Linked DNA regions of Homo sapiens: region 2 is linked to region 1. A link is an interaction called in ENCODE POLR2A ChIA-PET data of the cell type or tissue named here. Cell type or tissue: PC-9. All regions are shown on one strand. Each heading gives the region's core, and the rest is flanking DNA. Links, peaks and the distances in the headings are about the cores only.

Region 1 (11,536 bases), core at 3,644-8,643:
TTTGCATTTTCCTGGGATCTTACATTTTACAACATAATTTTACATATATCATCTTCAGTCCAACCCTATAAGGTGTTAGTTTTGTCTTCATTTTACAGTTAAGGAAATCAAGCCTCAGAGAGATAAAGGTATCTATCTACAGTCATTTAATGAGAATACTGGCTCTAACTCTGAATTCAGTGTTTCTTCCACAACACTAGATTGCTTCTTGGCAAGGCTGGAAAGGATGACAGGACAACCTGGAGCAGGCTTATGAAGGGCACTGATTCACTTGAGATGGCAAAAGCAGCAGGGCTTAGTTGATAGTAACTTGTAAACGAGAGTCTTAGAACAAACTTAGTTTGTGTTAGACTAAACTATCCACAGGCATTCCACCAATACCTTTTCTGTGTGTCTCAGTGACAAAATAGGCCTTCTCACTCAGTACAGGAGTATTTTCTCCCTTAATTTTTTAAATTCAAAATATTTCAAAATATAATAAAATTGACTAAGTCAGCCAAGTAAAGGCCGGGAAACAAAGACTTTTTTTTTTTGGACCTCTTTTGACCTCTGGCTGTGTGTGCAGGTACCAGACGGAGCAGTCCCTGCGGCAGCTGGTGGAGTCCGACATCAACAGCCTGCGCAGGATTCTGGATGAGCTGACCCTGTGCAGGTCTGACCTGGAGGCCCAGATGGAGTCCCTGAAGGAGGAGCTGCTGTCCCTCAAGCAGAACCATGAGCAGGTAAGAGTCCCAGCCCCCAATATCCCAATACTGAGAGCTCTGTGATCCCCCTGAATAGGATAAGGTAGGATTTGATTTGCTAAGCACCCTAGGCCTAACAACATTTTGCTGGTTGCTCAAAACATACTTTGGGGCTTGTTGGGGAATGAGTGACAGCTTACCTTTTTTACATAAAGGAGTGTGGTAAGCTGACCTACTTCCCCTTGGGACCAGACATGTATGGCTGAAAGGTCACACAAATATCTTTAAACTACTGTCTACTGTTTGATGCTATCTATTAGCTTCTGAAGAGGTGCCAGGTAGGTTAATGACCAAGACTGGAAGGAGATAGAAAACATTCTTACACTCTGTTTCACCTAGATAACTAGAACTCAAGCTAGATAAATGGATAGATGGATGAATGGATGGATGGATGAACTGATGGATGGGAAAAACGGGAGAAATGAAATAACTCAAATAATGGTTGATTCAGATCTCATGGCTGAATGCAATACTACGAAATCAGATGCATGTCTCAAACATTAGACGTTTTCATGATGAAAACATGTGTCATACTCTAGTAGTATCCCATGAAATAAATAGGAGGAATGAAACCTGGTTTCTCTATATTTAAGTAGCAACAATTGTAAGCCAATTATCATGCCAGGCTTATCACTGAGCAAAGGGGAAATAAGAAAGAAATGATAGAATCTTGGACTGGGTAGAAATATTAGCAATCATTTAATGAAGCAGCCGTATCATACAGATGAGGGAAGGGATTCAGAGAAGAGGCCAGAATTTCCAGAGGTGACAGCTGGGCTTCAACTCATGTTTCCTAAGCTGCAATGCAATCCTCTTCCCATTATATTGAACTGCCTCAAAGAAGTTATTGAAAGACTTCTTTCTGTGGGTTTATTTCTTCCCTTTTCTCCATTAGGAAGTCAACACCTTGCGCTGCCAGCTTGGAGACCGCCTCAACGTGGAGGTGGACGCTGCTCCCGCTGTGGACCTGAACCAGGTCCTGAACGAGACCAGGAATCAGTATGAGGCCCTGGTGGAAACCAACCGCAGGGAAGTGGAGCAATGGTTCGCCACGCAGGTGGGCATCTAAGCACGTGGCCACTCAGGACCCGAGGCCCCCCAGGGCCCCGGAGGCAGGGTCTGATCCTTTCTCCCCTTGGGTGTTTCAGACCGAGGAGCTGAACAAGCAGGTGGTATCCAGCTCGGAGCAGCTGCAGTCCTACCAGGCGGAGATCATCGAGCTGAGACGCACAGTCAATGCCCTGGAGATCGAGCTGCAGGCCCAGCACAACCTGGTGTGTATTGTTCAGACCTGCTGGTGAGCGATGGGAACTTGGGAGGCAGAGTCTTGGGGATGCCCTTGGGGCCACACACTCTTCTTAGCTCTTGGAGCTTGTGAGTTTTTTCGAACCCCATGGAGGAACCCTATAAGGAGCAGCTCTCTGACATTCCTGATCTTTCCCACCACAGCGATACTCTCTGGAAAACACGCTGACAGAGAGCGAGGCCCGCTACAGCTCCCAGCTGTCCCAGGTGCAGAGCCTGATCACCAACGTGGAGTCCCAGCTGGCGGAGATCCGCAGTGACCTGGAGCGGCAGAACCAGGAGTATCAGGTGCTGCTGGACGTGCGGGCGCGGCTGGAGTGTGAGATCAACACATACCGGAGCCTGCTGGAGAGCGAGGACTGCAAGTGAGTACCTGGCGGACGGCACCCCTGCAAGGGACAGGCACTGTTCTACTGTAGGATAAAACAGAGACTTTGAAAATCAAGTTTCAGATGCCAATCTGTCTGTAGAGGCGAGAGTTTTATATTACAGCCGTGGGAAGTGTAGGATATTTGTTGCTAACATTATCTGGGCTAAAGATACTTTCTTTTACAAAAGATAGTCATGGGACTTGACTCCTTCCTCCAGTAGAGATTTTTTGGATGTTGATGGCCAAATAAATCTTTCTGTCTTCAGGACTGTCTTGTCACCACAAAAAGGAAAATGAAACTGTAACAATGATCACTTTTTCTGATTTAAACAGAACTTTCAAATCCACCGTTTCATTAATTCTTGTTAGAATCATCTGAGGCAGGCAGAGTGGGAATCATTATCACCTTCTTATAGATGAGCATTTGAGTGTCAATAGGGTTGATGATCAATAACTAACAGTACAGCAGTTGCCAGCGAACATAATATTTTTATGAACACAGTCTTGTGGAATTTTCATAATCCTGTGTGGTTGGTACTACCAGTCCTACCTTACAGGTGGGAAAGCTGAGGCTTAGAAGGAGGAAGTGACTTTCTTGTGTGTCTAGGGTCATACAAGGAAGGCTGGGATTCCACCTTACATGTTCTTTGCTCATTTCTGCCACTGTATCAGAACTCTGTAGAAGGAGTGATCCAAACAAGGCATGGCTTCCTAGGACATCAGAGAACGGGTTCTGCTTGTTTCTGTGTCTCTTTGGATTGAGTCTCCCTTGTTTGAATCACCCTTCTCATGCTGACAGTCTAATGCTTCTGCATCCCAGGCTGCCCTCCAACCCCTGCGCCACCACCAATGCATGTGAAAAGCCCATTGGATCCTGTGTCACCAATCCTTGTGGTCCTCGTTCCCGCTGTGGGCCTTGCAACACCTTTGGGTACTAGATACCCTGGGGCCAGCAGAAGTATAGCATGAAGACAGAACTACCATCGGTGGGCCAGTTCTGCCTCTCTGACAACCATCAGCCACCGGACCCCACCCCGAGGCATCACCACAAATCATGGTCTGGAAGGAGAACAAATGCCCAGCGTTTGGGTCTGACTCTGAGCCTAGGGCTACTTGATCCTCCTCACCCCAGGTCCCTCTCCTGTAGTCAGTCTGAGTTCTGATGGTCAGAGGTTGGAGCTGTGACAGTGGCATACGAGGTGTTTTGTTCTCTCTGCTGCTTCTACCTTTATTGCAGTTCCCCAAATCGCCTAATAAACTTTCCTCTTGCAAAGCAGACATGATTCTCATTTGTATTCATTCTTTTCAAAGTGTTGACTCTCTGTGTGCTTCTTATAAAGCCACTTGAAAGCAGAAGGAGGACTTTATAGGTTAATCATCTCCTAAAAGGTCTTCATCACCTTCATTAACATTCATTAAGCACAGTGAGTCCCAGCATCCACTTAGGCCAGCATAAAACAAGTAGGATCACTAGGACAAGAGGCCTCGTCTGAATATGATAAACATATTTCTCATGGGACCTTACTCAGTAAAATGCAACGGTGAGCATCTCTAGACAGTTCCACTCATTCTTTTAAGTCCCTAGCAGGGATGACAGAAGTTAATATTTATTGAACACCTACCAAATGCCAGGAATTGTGCTACTAATTTTTTCTCTTCCTCACAGTGAGGAAGAATCAATGGCAGGACTGAACCCAGAGTTCACTCTCTGCTTGTCAGTTACACATGAGGTGTGATTATGAGAGGACAAAATTGATTTCAAACAAGCACCCAGAGCTTATACATCCTCCTGGGGAGACACAATGCTGTTAGTGCTCAAAACATCTCTGAAACTCTCCTTTGTGAAATACTGAATAACTCAATACTAAAAAGCACCACCTTGCCATCTTCCATATTTGAGCAATACCCAACCTATTTTGAAAGTGTTTCTTTTCTCACTTGAATTGTTTAACCATGGGAACTACATATGAATTTCGGGACCCTCCCCCTCAAAGTTATTTAGAATCAAATTAGGATATTACAAGTCAGGTGTTTGCAAATGCTAACAGTGACCACGGTACTGGTGCCTGGCCCCTACTGGTGCCTGCTGATGTCTAACCAAGGTTAATGGCTCCCATCACTGTGCATGCTGTGGTTTGTGCCAAGGCCACTCCCTCAGTCTGCAGATTATTCCCAGATTAACCAATCTGCTAATTATGTCTTCTCTCCTTGAGATGAAGCTGATACTATCTCCCCTGCTGTGATGATGCCGGTTCCATCATCACATGTCAGTCTTAAATTCTTAAATTTTTTTTTTTTTTTTTTTTGGAGACAGAGTCTCACTCTGTCACCCCAGCTGGAGTGCAGCGGCATGATCACGGCTCACTGCAGCCTTGAACTTCCCAGGCTCAGGCTATCCTCCCACTTTAGCCTCTTGAGTACATGGGACTACAGGCATGCACCACCATGCATGGCCAATTTTTGTATTATTTGTAGAGAGGGGTTTCGCTGGGTTATCCATGCTGGTCTTGAACTCCTGGGCTGAAGTGATCTGCCTACTTCAGCCTCCCAAATTGCTGGGATTACAAGTGTGAGCCACTGCACCTGGCCAGTCTTAAATTCTTGTGCTCTCATATTCTAGTTCACTTAATATCTACTCCTTTGTTGTTGATGCTGCTGCAGCTTAGACAGGAGACCTTGGAAGACCGTCTGAGTGATACTCCATCCTCTGCTCAGAATGTCTTAGACCCAGTTTGTGGACTCTATTCTCTCTTTCCTCAGGGAGAGTTCATTCCCTGGAGCTACCTGCATGCCTCATGAAAACCGCCCTTGTTCAATTTATCCCGGCAGTTCTCCACACATGCTGGGATTACTGTCCACTGATAGTTACCTCTCAGCTACCTTCACCAGGAACAGTGCCTCCCAAATACCCAGTTGCATGCTTTGTGAGTGAGAGGTCAAAGTTCTCAACACAGTAAATACACTTTGTTTTTAGTGTTCAATTTATAAAATATTAAGCAAAACTTGTTTCTATGTTTGATGTTGTGTCAGCGGAAAACATGGGTCTAGGGAAAACAGTCCTTAGTTCTTATCTCTGCCATGGTGCTCTCCTTGGAGGATAAAAGAAAGGAGTGTCAGGGAGATCACTTTTTCTCAGGACAAAGCCAAATTGCTCTTCTGAAGTATCTGGGAAGGGTCAGTGTTACCACTGAGAAATAAAACTAAAATCCTAAGTCCCCCAGCTGACTGAACGGACTCTGTCTTGGCCAAGGGGACCGAAGAGAAACCTTAAAAACAGAGTCACATGTATGTTTATTGCAGCAATGTTCACAATAGCAAAGGCCTGGAATCAACCCAAATGCCCAATAATGATAGACTGGATAAAGAAAATGTGGCACATATATACCATGGAATACTATGCAGCCATAAAAAAGGTTGTGTTCATGTCCTTTGCAGGGACAAGGATGAAGCTGGAAACCATCATTCTCAGCAAACTAACACAGGAACAGAAAACCAAACACCGCATGTTCTCACTCATAAGTGGGAGTTGAACAATGAGAACACGTGGACACAGGGAGGGGATCATCACACACTGGGGCCTTTTGGGGGGTGGGGGGCTAGGGGAGGGATAGCATTAGGAGAAATACCTAATATAGATGATGGGCTGATGGGTGGAGCAAACCACCATGGCACATGTACACCTATGTAAAAAACCTGCACGTTCTGCACATATATTCCAGAACTTAAAGTATAATAAGAAAAAGAAAAAAGAAGGAAAGAAAGAAAAAAACAGAGTCCCTGACCATGACAGGATGGGAGGTCAGACATGCCTCAGTATGCCCCCTCCTTATTAACTTTTAACCAGAATTCTTTCCTAAGGAGTAAGCAGAAACCAGCTCTGGAAAATAAGAAACAGATGAATCATTCCTTTATCACCTTTAGCCCATCATCTGAAGCTGTGACTGGATTCCTTCCTCCCGCCTTTTGCAGTTTCAACACAGCAACCAACTGGCTGGCATTCCTTCCTGATAAGAGACCACCAACCATGGAGTGGTCTGGCCAGTCTACAGAGGATGTGCGGTGAGGGTTTTCACATCCTCTGCCTCACCTTTCAACATCAGAGGGCCAAAAACTCCATCCTTGGATCATGCTAATGCCACCATTTGTGAACATGCGACCCATGAAGAGGCATGAAGCTCAATTGCACATGCTTACATTTGTCTTTTCATAAATATTCATGACTCCTCCTGTAGCTTATTAAATAGTGCATTTGGCCACCTCACTCAGCATACATTCCTTTCTCACATTTCCCTCCCTCAAAATGCTTACTCTTGGCTTCTGCCAGAGGCTACGCTTCCCAGCTTGCAGGATGGTCAGCCTGGAGGCTGCAGCCTTTTATGAGAAATAAAGCTCTCCTTTCCAACTTTATTAATCTTGTGATTTTTCAGTTGGCACTACTTAGCTTACTGACTTGGCAAGATACGCTGGCTGTAAAATTCACCATGACATGATGACCTGCAATTGGCCATCTAGTGTGACAAGGCAATGTTGCCAATGAAATGTGGGTATAATCTAGCTTGTCTCACTTCATAATTTTAAAGTTTCTAGTGAAATTAAATATTTAAAAAATCTTTTTATTGGTCATTCATGTGTCTTCTCTATAAATCAATTCAATCCAATGTATAATCATTGAATGCTTACGATGGTGCCTGTTGGGCAGAGCACTGAACAAAACAAAGACCTGCTCTAAGAAGCCTACTTTCAAGTGGAAGAAGACAGACAATAAAAAGAGGCAAACAAGCATGACTGTGTCAAGCAATAAGTGCTGAGAGGAAATATAAAGCAAGGAAAGGGAATAGGAAGTGGAAACTTTTGGATAAGGTGGTGAGGGCACTCTATGTCTGATGAGGAGAAATAGGGTTTAATCTATTTACATGTAATTTTATTACTGACTTTTTGGACTTATTTTAAAAATCTTACTTTGTCCTTTCCATTAAGGATGATTTTTTTTTGTTGCTTATTGTTTCCTCAGTTCCTGACACCTGTGGATTGATCTTGTTTTCTTTGTTCCCCCTTTTAATATGTGTTCTTAATTTTTAAATGTGCACACTTGACTTAGCACTATCTAATTTAATCTCTTTCTTCTTGCATAAAAACAAGATCCATAGAAGATGTTTTTGTTTTTTGTTTTTAAGAGACAGGATCTAACTCTGTTACCCAGGCTGGAGTGCAGTGGTGTAATCATAGCCGATACAGTTTGGATGTTGTCCTTGCCCAAGTCTCATGTTGAATTGTAATTCCAAATGTTGGAGGTGGGGCCTGGTGGGAGGTGATTGAATCATGGGGGCAGTTTCTCATGAATGGTTTAATACCATCCCCCTTGGTACTGTTGTCACAACGGTGAGTGAGTTCTCACAAGATCTGGTTGTTTAAAGGTGTGTAGAACCTCCCCCACTCCCTTGCTTCTTCTCCCACCATGTGAGACACCTCGCTGCACCTTTGCCTTCCACCATGATTGGAAGCTACCTGAGGCTTCCCTAGAAGCAGAAGCCTCTATGCTTCCTATACAGCCTGCAGAACTGTGAGGTAATTAAACTTCTTTTCTTTGTAAATTACCTAGTCTCAGGTATTTCTTTATAGCTGTGTGAGAATGGATTAATACAATGGCCCACTGCAGCCTTAACCTCCCAGATCCTGAGGATCCTAACCTCAAGTGACCCTCCTGCCTCAGTCTCCGAAGTAGCTGGGACCACACATGCATGCCACCATGTCTGGCTAATTTTTTACTTTTTATTTTTGTAGAGACAAGGTCTCTCTATGTTGCTTAGGCTGGTCTTAAAATCCTGGGCTCAAGGGATTCTCTGTGTTGGCCTCCCAAAGTGTAGGGATTACAGGTGTGAGCCACTGTGCCCTGTCAGAAATTTTTGTTTATGTTCTTTACTTTACTTTTTTATCTTGGTTTATTTTATTATTTATTTATTTATTGACAGGATCTTGATCTGTTGCCCAGGCTGGAGTGCAGTGGCATGATCATAGCTCACTGCAGCTTCACCTTCCTTGTCTCAACCTATCTGCCTGTCACAGCCTCCTGAGTAATGGGACTACAGGCATATGCCACCATGTGTAGCTAATTAATTTTTTTTTTTGTAGAGACGAGGGTCTTTCTATGATGCCCAGGCTGGTCGTGAACTCCTGGGCTCAAGCGATTCTTTCACCTTGGCCTCTGAAAGTGCTAGGATTGTAGATGTGAGTCGCCATGTTCAATCTTACCTTATTTTTATGCTCCAAAATTTGGTCATTATTATTATTATTTAGAATTATCTACATGGTTACCAGTTTATTTGTTTGCAGTGTTTCTTGGACTTTATTCGTCCTTTCTGGTTTTAACTTTTTATTTTCTGAAATACATTCTTTGGTAGTTTTTATAGCATTTGCTATGGTTTGAATGACACCTCCAACCATTCACTACTACTTAAACCATTCACTACTACTTAATGGTCAAGTAGTGATTAGGCCATGAGAACCCTGCCTTCATCAATGGATTAATGTCATTTTATCATGGGAGGGGGGTAGTTATCATGAGAGTGGACTTGTTATAAAATGAGTTTGGCCTCCTTTTGCTCTCTGGCTGTCATGCTCTCTTGCATTTACACCTTCTACCATGGGACAATGCAGCATGAAGGCCCCCATCAGATACCAGCATCTTGATAGTGGCCTTCCCAGTCTCTAGAACTGGAGAAATAAATTTATTTTCTTTATAAATTATCCAGTGTGTGGAATTCTGCTGTAGCAACACACAGCAGACTAAGAATCTATAAGTGACAACTTCTCTGTTATTTTCTGAAAATGTCTTTTCTTAGTGGTCACTCTTACATGATGGTTTAGTTTGTATAAAATTCTAGGTTGGCAGCTATTTTCCTTCAGCGTGTTGGAAATATTATACCATTATCTTCTGGATTCTGTTGTTGATGCTGAAAAGCCTATTGCTAACCTGTATTTCCATTGTTGGTAATTCTTCTATTTTTTTCTCTCTTTGACTCTTTCTAAGATCATCTCTTTGTCTTTAGTGTTGTGCAGTTTCACTATGTTATTCTAGGGATGGCTTTGGTTTAGTTTTCCTACTTAGGACTTATGTGCTTCTTGATTGATTCATGTATTTCAATACCCGTGGAAAATTCTCAGCCATTACATTTTTTCAATATTACTTATATCTTATACTCCATTTTCTCCTTCTGAATTCCTTTTTTTAAAAAATAGCTTCACTGAAGTATAATGTATCATATATAATTCATATACTATAAAATTTACAGATCTAAAGTATAAAATCAAATGGTTTTTAGTATAATGAGAGTTATAACTACTACTACCATTTTAGAACATTTTATTACCTCTAATAGAAACCTTGTACCCATTAGTAGTCACTCTCTGTTCCCTGCAACCCTCCAGGCCCAGGAAATCATTGCTGTCTCTTTAGATTTGCCTGTTCTGGACATTTTATATAATGAAGTCATAGAATATGTGTTTTTTTGGCTAGCTTCATTTACATAGTATGTTTCAAGGTCCATCCATGTTGTAACATATAACAGGTATCATGGAGGAATAAGTGCATGATCCTAACCTAGGATCATGAAGATTTACTTCTACATTTTTTTCCTAAGTTTTCTAGTTTTAGCTGTTACATTTAGGCTGTGCTCCATTTTGAGTCATTTTTTTTGTCTGTGGTGTAAGAAAGGGGTCAAACATTTTATTCTTTTGCATGTGGATGTCTAGTTGTCCCAGCATTATTTACTGAAAAGATTATTTTTCCCCATTAATTATATTGGGACCTATGTTGAATATTAATGGACCATAAATGTGAGGGTTTATTTCTAGACTCTCAATTTTATTCTGTTGGTCTGTATGTCTATCTTTATGCCAATAGAATACTGTCTGTGTTACTGTAGCTTTGTAGTAAGTTTTGAAATCATGAAATGTTAATCCCCCTACTTTGTTCTTCTTTTTCAAGATCGTTTTGGCTATTCTGGTCTTATGCATTTCCACATGAATAAAAGGAACAACACGTCAAGTTCTATAAAACAGCTAGCTGGGATTTTGGTAGGTGTTGTTGAAAGTTTAGATCAACTTGGGTGATACTGCCATCTTAACTGTGGAGCCCAATGGAACATCTCTCCTGTAACACAGAGGTGTGCAGGAAAGAAGGACTGCACTCCTCAAGCCACCCTGCCTGAATCCTCCCTATGTAGAGGGAACTGGGGTTAGAAATGGGTGAGCTATGAAAAATGGGATCTGCTGATGTGTATTGGCTGCTGGGAGGATTGGGAACTGCCACTCAGCTGCCCAGCACATGGTGCTTCTGGAAGGCAGAGACATGAGAAATAATGGAGTCCCTCATTTAAACATCATAGCCCCCAGTGTTCTTATCAAGTTTCCATTTTTTGTGTGTGGTTGTTGAGTAAATGCTTCTCATTTGTTGTAAGCCCTTTAATCAATGCCTAGAGCCTTTGACTGATGTCTTTGTTAATTTTGAGTGGCTTAATAGATGTCTTTCTAGGGGAGAGACTTCCCCAAGCTCTTCATACCACCATTTCTGTGCTTCTTCAAACAGATTTTGGACCTTCACATTCTAGCTTGTCTGTCATCTCTTTCATATTTTCAATCTCTAAATATTTCTGTGTTATATTCTGGTAAATTTCCTTAGAGATCTTTTCCAGTTGACTTATTCTCTTTTCATCTTTGTCTAATTTAATGTTTAACCTATCAATCGAGTTTGAAAATTTGTTGTATTTTACTTTTGTAGAAAAGAAAGGCTCTTTTATTATTAATTTTTTTAGAATTGGCTTTAATAAATGCAATTCTAACAGAGATGACAATACTTTATTTGGCTTTGTAAGAAAGGGATATTTCAGCTATTAAAGCTAACAACAATTTGATACATAAAAAGTGATTGAATAAAGGGAATAATAAGGCAGAAATGCATATTTTATATCTTAACAGAAATGAATAAATGCAACATTCCATGTAAAAACTAACAAAATTACATCAATTCCCAGACAAAATCTATTAGGAGTCAACTTAATTTTATAAAAATGAATTTGTCATTTAATGAAAAAAGTAAAACAATTAAATTTATTGACTCCTA
Region 2 (11,536 bases), core at 4,135-9,134, 360 kb after region 1:
CAGCATGCTGTGTCAATTTACCATTGCCATGGCAACACCTGAGTTACCACCCCTTTCCATGGCAATGACCCAATGACCTAAAACTTACTACTCCTTCTTAGAAATTTCTGCACAAACCACTCTTTAATCTACATCTAATTAAAAGTAGGTAGAAATATGCAAAACTGCCCTGAGCTGCTACTCTCTGCCTACAGAGGTAGCCCTGTTCTGCAGGAGCAATCACAGAGCTGTAACACTGCTGCTTCAATAAAGCTGTTTTCTACCTCTGGCTTGCCCTTGAATTCTTCCCTAGGCAAAGCCAAGAACCCTTGCAGGCTAAGCCCCACTTTGGGGCTCCCCTGCCCTGCATCACTAACAGGTGAAGAAAGGCCACTAACAGGTGCAGAAACTCAGGCTGAGAAAGACTAAATTACTTGCAAAAGTTACATAAATCATAAGTGAGAGAGAAGGACTTAAACCCCAAACTAAGTCCGAAGTCCCTTCTCTTTCCACTACACCAAAGCACTCACCTTCCCCACAGACAGCAATATGTCAAAGAGAAATGTGACTATAGGTGGCTCTCTTTATTCAGGAGAAAGTATATGACACTTGACAATATATTCTCTACTATCCCTGTCAATTGTATCTTTTGTTGTTTTCTCTGTTTTCTCTGTGGTGATTATAGTCTAAAATAAAATGAGTGTATACAATGAGTATTAAAAAAGGTATCCGTGTTTCTAAGTTAAGAACAAACCTTTTTTAAAAAGTCAGACTTTACTGATTAGCAGTGTCAGCAGAGAAGAAATATTGGCTGCATCATTAACTTTGAATTGAAATGCAGAATGTTTGGCAACTCAAACACATTTTCAGTTCAACTTCAGCATCAATAATCAAGGTAAAACAACTGCCCTTAACATTAATAATTGTTTATCCTTGATAATATAATAAAAAACAAGATATTTCATTTTTCCTTCAAATTGTTATTGAGGCCAGGCACAGCGACTCGTGCCTGTAATCCCAGCACTTTGGGAGGCTGAGGTGGGTCTACTGTGAGTCCATTAAACTTCTTTCCTTTATAAATTACCCAATCTCGGGTATGTCCCTATAGCAGCATGAGAACAGACTAATACAGTATGGATGTGTCTACATGTGAGTAAGTGGAAAACTACACTGACACCATTTTGAAACTACAACAGAAAGCAAGTTTGAATGCAGCAACACAACTAAATAAAACTGAAGGAGAGCTCATCCCCTGTCTGATACATAAGAAGTTAGTGAGTTATTTTTACAGAATTAGGTAAACAGCAACAAGGATGTTCCGTCCAACATTCTGATGGACAGAAGCCGTGTTCCCTGAGATAGGTGGATATAAAAGACCCATAGAGGACAACCTTGTAGAAGAAAGCCTTCCTTTGCCACAAAACATTGTCCTGGTCCACTGTCACTATGTCTTGCTGTGATTCCTATCTCCAAGGATGCTGCAGCGTCCCCACTGGCCTGGCCACCACTATCTGCCCCTCTGACATAAGCTGTCAATGTGAAGTCTGCCTACCCAGCACCTGTCCTCATGAGATCAGCCTCCTTCAGCCCACCTGCTGTGAACCTGGCCCCTGCCTGGCTGCATGCCTGACTCCTATGTGCCATCCTGTTGACTGCTCAACAAATGCCACCCAGCTCCAACCCTGAGCGGGCTCTCTGTCACCACCTGCATCCAGAGTGTGAACCACCTTGCTGCTAGCCAAAGAGCTTGCCCACATTACCCTGAGGACCTTCAGTAGTCATTAAGCGCTGCTCAGCAAATGGCCTTTAATGAGGCCATTTGGAAGAAAATATAGCACTGTGCCTTCAGTTTTACAGAAGTTTTCTTTTCCTGTTTTGAACAATGATTTCAAATGAGAAATGGGAAAAAAAATGCTACCATGGATCCCCTTACTTCAAAACTAAATAAACACCACTACTCCCCAAACCACATACTGCCTCAACATTTAATGCTATAATTACCCAACGACTCTTGACACATGCATCATGAACTTAAAAATACATCCAGCAGAATTACACTTTCTGATGACATCAACATAAATTTCATAGCCAAAAAGAGGCCTCACAGGCATACGTAGATACCTGAAGAAAACTGTGAGGATAGTGAAATGCATTAGGCTCTAAGCTTAGAATCGTTTTAAATGCCAAGGTCAGCATCTACCTTTGATTTTTATTTTTTCCCTGCCTCTAAATAAACTCACGTGTCCTTAAAGAGGCAGTGAAGCTAGCAATTTGAGATCAACATGCTCACAGAAAGGACCTCAAAGATTGAGCCAAGCCCATTTTTTTCGCTGTCTCATTTAGGTAAATCTTTGAATTTAAAAATGTTGGCCAGGCATGGTGGCTCACGCCTCTCTAATCCCAGCACTTTGGGAGGCTGAGGCGGGCGGATCACCTGAGGTCCGGAGTTCAAGACCAGCCTGACCAACATGGTGAAAGCCCGTCTCTACTAAAAATACAAAATTAGCCGGGCATGGTAGAGCATGAATGTAATCCCATCTATTCCTCAGGCTGAGGCAGGAGAATGGCTTGAACCCGGGAGGCAGAGGTTACTGTGAGCCAAGATCGTGCCATTGCACTCCAGCCTGGGCAACAAGAGCAAAACTCCATCTCAAAAAAAAAAAAAAGTTTTGACAACTGTAAAGCAATTCACACAAAAAATGAATCACTCTCTTTATATAAAGTGTTACTGTTATAAAAGGCCATTATAAAAATAAATAAATACCTTTTTAATTCTAATCTGAAATGTAATCCAATTCAACAAATATTTATCAAATGCCTACCCTGTTTCAGGCATTGTCCTAGGTGCTTGAAAAAGACAAATAAAACTAACATACGATTACCACTTCCAAGAACCTTGCATTGGAGTGAGGAAAACAAATTTAAGTGACAAACTACAAAATATAGCAGAAAGAAATGAGGTTGAAAGGGAAGAATAGGCAGCCCATTTTGTGAGAGCAGAGAAAAGGATGCAAACATCTAGAAGAATCACCTAGAGTTTCTTTATGAAGGGGATGTTTGGCTGAATCTTGAGGGATCAACAGGATTTGGAAACTAGAGAATTGGGAAAGGTCACTTTAAGCTAAAGAAACAGTATGAACGAGGTCACAGAGGGTAAAGTACCTAGGAGACTCCCGCCTTCACTTTATGTAATGTGCTGTATGATTAACATATGCGTGACTCACATAGTTATCATTTTTGTGATGAGAACACTTAATCCATTCTCTCAGCGTTTTTCAAAAATGCAATATATGGTTATTCACTATAGTCACCATGTTGTACAGTAGATCTCCTGAATCTATATAATATTTCAAAATCGATTTTAAAAGAGAAGTCAGAGAGAACACAGAGAATGGGAGAGGGTCTTCTTCATATATTCTACTTGCCAAGCCACTGGCTTCTAGATGAGAGAGACTGGTAAGTCAAGAGTAAGTAAACATTAAACATTTCCTTGACGATTTCAATACTAGTTCATTAACTTTGAATTTTATAATATACTGGGAAAGCCACTTGAATTTGCTTATCTGTTCTTCAGTGGTAAAGTGCAGGTATTGAGGCAGGAGACTAGCAAAGGGAATTAAAACTTGGATAAAGGGTGGAGTGAATAAAAGCAGAGACCAGAAGCAAGGTGAAGGGGCAGGTAAGCAAGAAGCAAGATAAGAAGCAGAAGTTAGACCAGGCGCGGTGGCTCATGCTGTAATCCTGGCATTTTGGGAGGCCGAAGCAGGTGGATCACTTGAGATCAGGAGTTCAAGACCAGCCTGGCCAACATGGAGAAACACCCCTCTCTACAAAAAATACAAAACTTAGCTGGGTGTGGTGGCGGGCACCTGTAATCCCAGCTGCTACTTGGGAGTCTGAGGTAGGAGAATCACTTGATCCCAGAAAGTAGAGGCTGCAGTGAGCAGAGAATGCCACTGCACTCCAGCCAAAACAAAAAGTAAGATAGAGAAGAAAGCAAGGCCCCCATGGCCGGCAAGATAAGGACCAAACCAGTAAGGGGCAACTCTTCATGGATAAGCATGTGCATTAAAGAGAAAACGTATCCTTAACATGACCTTGTATGAAAATCAGCTCATTCAGGCTTATGCATATGGACTGCATATCATGTATGTACTTAAAATTATGGGCTGGAGGTGGTGCGCAAGCACACAGGGGCCAAAGTAACTAAGCAACACACCTGTCAATCAAAGAGGCAAACACTGGCTAGAGATTAGGCAGCCTTGGGAAGGGACACACACACACACATACACACACACACACACACACAAAGACGCAAACTGCACCAAGCTGGGGGCTGATCTCATCTCACAGAGGCTGGTTTGCTCTCCCCCTCTTAGAGTGTAATACTGTGCTTAATACACTTTTGTTTCTTTGTTTTGCTGTGGGTGTCTCGTCCAATTCTTTGGGACACCAAAAGCCTGGAACTGCATGGCACCATCTGGTAACAGTATGATGTTCGACACCCTTGGCATTTGTTGTAAATTCCTGCTAATAAAAATGATTTGAAGCTGTTTTCTGTTTTTTTGTTTTTAACTTTTAAGTTCAGGGGTACCTGTGCAGGTTTGTTACATAGGTAAGCTGGTGTCATGGGGGTTTGTTGTACAGATTATCTCATCACCCACGTATTAAGCCTAGTACCTACCAGTTATTTTTCCTGATCCTGTCCCTCCTCCCACCTTCCACCCTCTGATAGGTTCTAGCATCTGTTATTCCCCTCTATGTGTCCATGCGTTCTCATCATTTAGCTACCACTTATAAGTGAGAACATGCAGTATTCGGTTTTCTGTTTCTGCATTAGTTACTAAAGATAATAGCCTCCAGCTCCATCCATGTTTCTTCAAAGGATAGGAGCTCCTTATTTTTTATGGCTGCATAGTATTCTATGGCATATATGTACCACATATTTTTGTTGTTAAAGAAAAAGATAAACTGGTTGTTTTAACGTATAACGTATAAGGCTTACCTACCAATGACATTTGATATTTTCCACTGATTTTAGCCAGCTTTCTTCTCTTTTAAGTAGATCGTACTGGTTTTTGGTAATGTCCCCTCAGAAACAACCTACCCGGAATCTTTGCTTTCTGTTAAGTCAACAAATTGCCACATAACGAGTATGTAATTTAAATTATACAATATTATCTGAAAGGATTTGTGCTGATCATGGACAGGTGTAGGAAGATGTTGGAATCTAGAATATTACACATTTGATATTATCTAGTTCAATCTCTGGCTGACTTAAGTAAATAATGTTGTTTAAGGCATACCTCAAAGGAATTTCAATCTAGTTCAAGATCCAAGGTATGAAAACAAATAAACATGCAAAGTAGGGAGTAAGTCAGTGAAAAAGTGATTTTTATGAATGCCATAGTTCTAAATTGCATTGAGTCAGATTCCCTGCCAAAATCCATGATTGTTCTGTGACTCTTGTGGTTTCTCCTTTTAATTCTTATTTCATCTTATTTTAAAGTATGTACACCATTCATGTGAAAATGAATCAAGGCTGAGGTGGTTTTCTTTTAGTGGTATATTCAACAAAGAATGGCCACTGTGTGGATCCTTCCTTCCAATGAATTTATACTTTGATTCACCACAAGATTGGCATAACTTTGAGAATAGAGACTATTTTAGAAAAAAAAAATCCATAGAATAATACAACATTGAGAAATTCACTACAGATTTAATAAAAATAATAAAAAGGAGTTTCTTCATCCTGTACCATTCTACCACTTTGCTTGCTCAATAGAACCTGAATTATAATATCACTAAATAATGCAAACATGTCCGAGATGCCTGTAGTCACATGAAACATTCATCTGTAAATAGCCATATTCTTGTTGACTTTATTGAGTTGAAAATGGTCCAGTTCATCATTTGAGTTACTCATTCTGAAATTAGTCATTAGAAATCACATTATCCATAGTATTTTAAATTAAGAGGGAAAAACAAGAAGAGTTTGGCCTCCAAAATTACAGCTGAATTGTCACTTGGATTGATTACCCATAAAAGTCATATAAGGTTTGGCATGCCAGAAACCTGTGAAGACAAAATGTGATGATCTTGTGACAAAAATGACAAGTCAATGAGTCAAAAATATGATTAACTTAATAAGAGCGGGAACTCTTAATGGACATGTAAATGACAAACTGATTAGAGAATCTCAGTGAAAAAGGGTGCCATAAACAAAACAGGAAGGCTTCCAGTTGGACCAATGCCCACTTGGGAGGGTATATAAGAGCCCTAACAAAAGAGGAGACATTTGTACCTCAGAATCCTCATCTAAGAAACTGAAAGCTAACCAGACGCCCATTGCCATGGATTGCTGTGCCTCTCGCAGCTGCAGTGTCCCCACTGGGCCTGCCACCACCATCTGCTCCTCCGACAAATCCTGCCGCTGTGGAGTCTGCCTGCCCAGCACCTGCCCACACACAGTTTGGTTACTGGAGCCCATCTGCTGTGACAACTGTCCCCCACCCTGCCACATTCCTCAGCCCTGCGTGCCCACCTGCTTCCTGCTCAACTCCTGCCAGCCAACTCCGGGCCTGGAGACCCTCAACCTCACCACCTTCACTCAGCCCTGCTGTGAGCCCTGCCTCCCAAGAGGCTGCTGATGGATGGCTACTTTGCTCAGTGCCCGACAACGAAGAATCCAGAAGCTGTCCCTTCAGTATTCACTTGCCTCAGTAGTTTGCCAGATGTTAAGGTAGACCAGATGACCCAGATATGAAGAACTTACCTTTGGTTTTAATGGGGGAAAAAAAGAAAAGTATTTTTTATGGTTATTTAGCTGAAAAACCATTTGGTTCCTGTGGGCAGGTGAATGAGTTTTATTAGCAAAATACTGTTTCAATCTTTAAGACCTCAGATTACATGTTCTTGATCATATTGCTTCCTGGCTCTTGTTTCTTGTACTGGGTATTTTCATAGAAGAAAATTTCTTGGTGGGTTTTCCAATAAACTATATTTCTCTGGCAAGATGTGTCATTTGTTTATGTTAGTTTTGGGTATATTTCTTCCATTTTAAAAAGGTAAAAACAGGATGATTATTTTAATCTTTTAAAGAAGACTCTATTGGCAGAATGACTAACATTCTTGCTACTACTAACATGGCTTGCTAACTTTTAACAGGTTCTCTTTCATGTTTGCCTTCTCTTCTCTCTTCTTCCTCAGACAAGTGCAATTTTGGTGTGAACCAACATTTATTTATCTACTCTTCACCAGTAAATTATTGATTTAGTCCTTAAAACAGCACTAATGGATAAGAAAAAATGAAGTTTTAAGCGTTATTCAACATTCTGAAAGTCATAAAGTTAATTACTTAGAAAATCAGAATTCAGCCTCTTGTATGTCTGACTCTAAAGCCCAATTTTTCCTACCACATCATAGAACCTTCAATACTAATGAAACCAGAAGCTTAATGAGCACAGTTATGAAATAAACCCAAAATATGCAAGAGAAATAAAACATGTAAGATTCTTTAACAAAATCCACATCGGATTATAATAGAAAAAGAGTACATTGGTTCATAGATTAAAATTGGCAAGTATTCAATTCTAAAATCTGGGCATTTTGAAGGTGTACCTATTTCAACTTCATTTTCTCTTAGAGAGAACTCAAAGTGGTCAACTCTAGTAACAAGGCACCAGGGACATACCTTTATTTGCCACCATACTCAGCACAGATGTTCTACCACAGTAATCAATAGAATGCCAATACTTTTCAGGTGTCTCAGGTTGAGAGCTAAAACTCTGATTACGTATGCTTTAATTCGTTACTTAATTTTATCAACCTACTTAATTTTATCTCATGAAGATTTTTCTTTTCCAAGCCTAGAGAGAACAAGTATATATTATATATATAATACATCCAATACATTTATGTAACACATATAAATATATGTGTGTATGTATATCTATACACAATACATATATAAAGACACAAGTCAAAATCTGAAAATGCATTGAAATAAAACCACAAGAAGACATGCAAGAAACAGAGTAGGACAAGGAAGGGGAGAAGCAAATGCTTTTTAACAAACTTGTTTTAAAATGTCCTCAATGTACCTGTTAGTGTCTTGAGAGAGAAATTTCTCACGGGATTCCATAGGCTTTTTACAGCTCAACCTTAAATGAACAGAACTTAGCAGCCATGGAGTCTATGGGACACTACAGAGGATATTGTCAACAAGAGATCTAGTCCATTCACTCATTCATTTGTCCATATTTCCTGAGTGTTTGCCCTATGTCAGGCATCATATTGATGCCAGGAGTAAAAAGATAAAAGAAATGCTATTACCTCAAGTCTCAAGTGCCCTCAAGTCTCTCCCAAATCTAGTGAAGAAGAAAGACAAGTTATCATAATAATAATTGCAATGCTGAGGGATTCTGCTGTGACTGGGAGGTGAGCAGCATGGCATGCAAGCATACAGAAAGAATAACTAAAACCCTGATTTGGTGATTCAGTGTCAAAGGTGAGAAATAGCTACGGAAAGCCTCTGAGCTATCCAGTCTAAGCTTTAAAAGATGAATAGGCAGCAGGAGAGGTAGGGAACAGTTGTTCCAGACAGAATAGCAGCTTAATAAATCATGGAGGCAGCGGAAAGGTTGGTGTCTTTAAGCCACAGGAGGTAGTTGGGAATGACTGGATGAACAATGCATTGAAGAGGGTGAGGCAGAGAAGACAGAAATGCAAAGACCCAGACATAAGGGGCTCCTCAAAGCAAAGGGGTTTGGACTGAAACTTTGAAGCAATGAAATATTTCAAGCAAGAGACCAATATAATCATGTTTTGCTTCTGTCTCTTTTCATTATTAATCTTTGATTTACATCTGCACTGTCCCAGATCCCTCCATTGACTATAGAAAGATATAATTAAAACTGGACTTCTTGGATGTGTGAGTGTGCGTGTGCGTATGTGTGTGTGTGTCTAGATTTTTAGCACCCCGAAAATCTACCATCTCATCAAGAATCACCATGTTTTTCCTACATTCACTTAAAGAAAAAAGATACGCGTTGTTTTTAAAAATAAAATGCTTAGTATCTCTGACACATAGTTTAAACTTCCATTTCTAACCACATAAAAGGTAGCTCAATCCCAATAGGTCCTATATTTAGTTTTTAACACACTGGCTCCCGAACCATCTAAGGCAAATCATCTCACCTCTCTATGAATCACTGTCATCATTTATAAACAAAGGAGAGTAATTCTCAGGTCTCTTAGACCACTGCAGAGAAAATACATTTTAATAAAGTGCTGCAAGTCTTGTCAATAAAAGAGAAGAGCTTATTATAATAAACTTGTTGCATTACAACTGTTTGTAATCTGTAACCTTGTCTTATTTATGATTAGAGAAACACAATGTGCTGCATAAACAGTAATAGTTGCTCTAAGCTTTTATGGTGAACTCAAAGTAATATTGTATCCCAGGTAAGAAGCTGATAGCTTTCTGCCATGAAATTCTAATCCTGAGGGTCTGCAAGCCATGTTTCCTTTGTAATGTTTCCCTCAAAATAATTTTTTCTTTTATTTTTTGTCTTTTACTCTTTTTCTTTCCTATTATAATGTATAATAGCAGCAGCTTATAATAATATGTTATGTGTATGAAAAATTCTTCCACCAAACTGTAAACTTCATGAGGGCAAGGATGGTGCCTATCTTGTTTATTGCTATAAATCCAACATTTATCACAGTGACTAGCACATAGTAACTGCTCAGTAAATGTCTGTTGAATTACTTTTTAAATAATAAGTGAAATACTAATCAGTTCTAAGTAAAAGGGTGCACACTTCGGCAGGCATTCATACAAAGATAAATCTGGGGAAAGTCCAGGAACCAGAAGATATCATGAATTCTCCCTTTCAATCAGAGCCATAGGGAGCTTTTCAAATTTTTAGGTTTGTTAATTTATATGCCAACCACTTTCTCTAATCGTAGATGTGATTATTTATTTATTTATTTATTTGTATAAACTAATATAAATGTTTGCTCTTTCCTGTAAGGTTGCTCTCTTACTTACCTTCATCTCATTTTCTTTTCTTCTTTTGACTATGTTTCTTTTATCTTTACCTTGCCTTGAATTTCATCTGTAATTTGTTTCAATCATGATAATAATTTATTTTTGCATAGCATTATATGGTTGTCCATGAGCTTTCACCCTTTTTATCACATGTGAACCTCACAATAATCTTCTAAGTGGAGGAATATGCATGCTATTACCCTGATTTCGCAGAGAAAAAGGATGAAGCTCCTAAAAGTGAATTACTTACCATAACGAGGAAGATAACCAGCAGCACCGGGAACAGTCAAGAGCTATTCTGACTCCTCAGGTGGTCCTCTTGACTACACGTCCCCATTCCCAAAACATACAAACATGCACACCACAATGCACCACTCAACAGGTGTGCCTAAAAGAGGAGGTATGAAGAATGTGAGAAGAACCATGGCTTGCAAGAAGCATGAGACCAAGCTGAGCGGAAATGGTTCGAGGTGTATAAATGATATTGGCCACAAGCCCACCTTGTGCTCCCTCTTAAACACTGAACTATGCCTGCAGTCTAAATAGCGTACTGGTACTAGAACCAGGTCTTTCCTACCACAGCTACATTTGATTTCAGGAAAAAATGCAATACCTTGCAAAAAAAAAAAGAAAAAAAAGAGAGAGAGAGAATGAAATCAAATGTCAACAGATTAATCTAGCTCAGGCTCATAAGTTTCCTTTGGTAATAATTTTACTTGAATTTTAGTTTTGTATTCTTAAGTTATTATTTTATTTAGTCTATATAGACAGAAGCTAAAAATTCAATTTGCCCACAATTAGCAGTGAAGGAAACAAAGCAAGCCAACTCTCAATAGAAGACAGATGGCCAATATGCATATGAAGGAATATTTCAACCTAGCTGGTTATAAAAGAAATACAGACACAACAATCATAAAATTGTGTTTTTCACCAATGAAATTGGAAAACACCTTTAAAATAAAGTATCTGTCAAAGGTATACGAAATGGGAATTCTTAATCAAACACATCTGGTGGAAATAGATAATTTGAAAAAAAAAGTAGGTAAATAGAACCATTCTGAAAAACAGTATGGCAATGATATGAAAGGCCTTAAAAATACTGGAAATTAACATTTGCCCCTATAATTCTACCAAATAATTAATTCTGTTTCTGAAATAATCAAAAATATGCACAAAGATTTACATACAGAGGTGCTCTGTTGCCAAAATTATTGTAGAGAAAAGTGGAAAATAACCTCAATGCATAATAATATAAAATTTTAAAGTAACATAGAAGTGCAATTATATAATAAATGCTAAGAAATATTAAAAGTAACACTATCAAATATCCTTTAAAATATAAGATAATTATATATATATATAATATATATGCACACACACAAAGGCAAGTTTCAGAACCTATGCACAATATGATTCCAGTAATGTAATGTAATGATAAACAATGTATACAAAATATTTTGTAGTAAAAAACTAGAATAATAAGCGTTTTTTAAAGTTTTTCCA

Evidence for each region. ChIA-PET counts read pairs that join two places held together with the same protein. Peaks named below come from ENCODE experiments on the same cell type or tissue, not always from the same donor. Only the 100,000 strongest peaks of a DNase experiment are listed, where the experiment ranks them.
Region 2: POLR2A ChIA-PET joins it to region 1 with 12 read pairs; 2 of 35 experiments call an interaction of 5 or more read pairs at or near these places.

Annotation. Positions count from the first base shown.
Region 1 is chr17:41,355,656-41,367,191 of GRCh38, reverse strand. It overlaps KRT33B (keratin 33B), which reads left to right. Exons shown (of 7, transcript NM_002279.5): 3 at 566-722; 4 at 1,639-1,800; 5 at 1,892-2,017; 6 at 2,193-2,413; 7 at 3,239-3,694. The coding sequence ends at 3,356. Among named protein-coding and RNA genes, the nearest start is that of KRT33B, 8.4 kb to the left of the region's middle. RefSeq lists an enhancer at 2,084-2,585. In PC-9, for the core only: no CTCF peak of the experiment used is centred there; DNase peaks (open chromatin) are centred at 6,341 and 6,711; H3K27ac peaks cover 2,992 bases.
Region 2 is chr17:40,994,650-41,006,185 of GRCh38, reverse strand. It overlaps KRTAP3-2 (keratin associated protein 3-2), which reads left to right and starts at 6,280. Exons shown (of 1, transcript NM_031959.3): 1 at 6,280-6,993. The coding sequence starts at 6,333. The coding sequence ends at 6,629. It also overlaps the pseudogene KRTAP3-4P. In PC-9, for the core only: no CTCF peak of the experiment used is centred there; no DNase peak of the experiment used is centred there.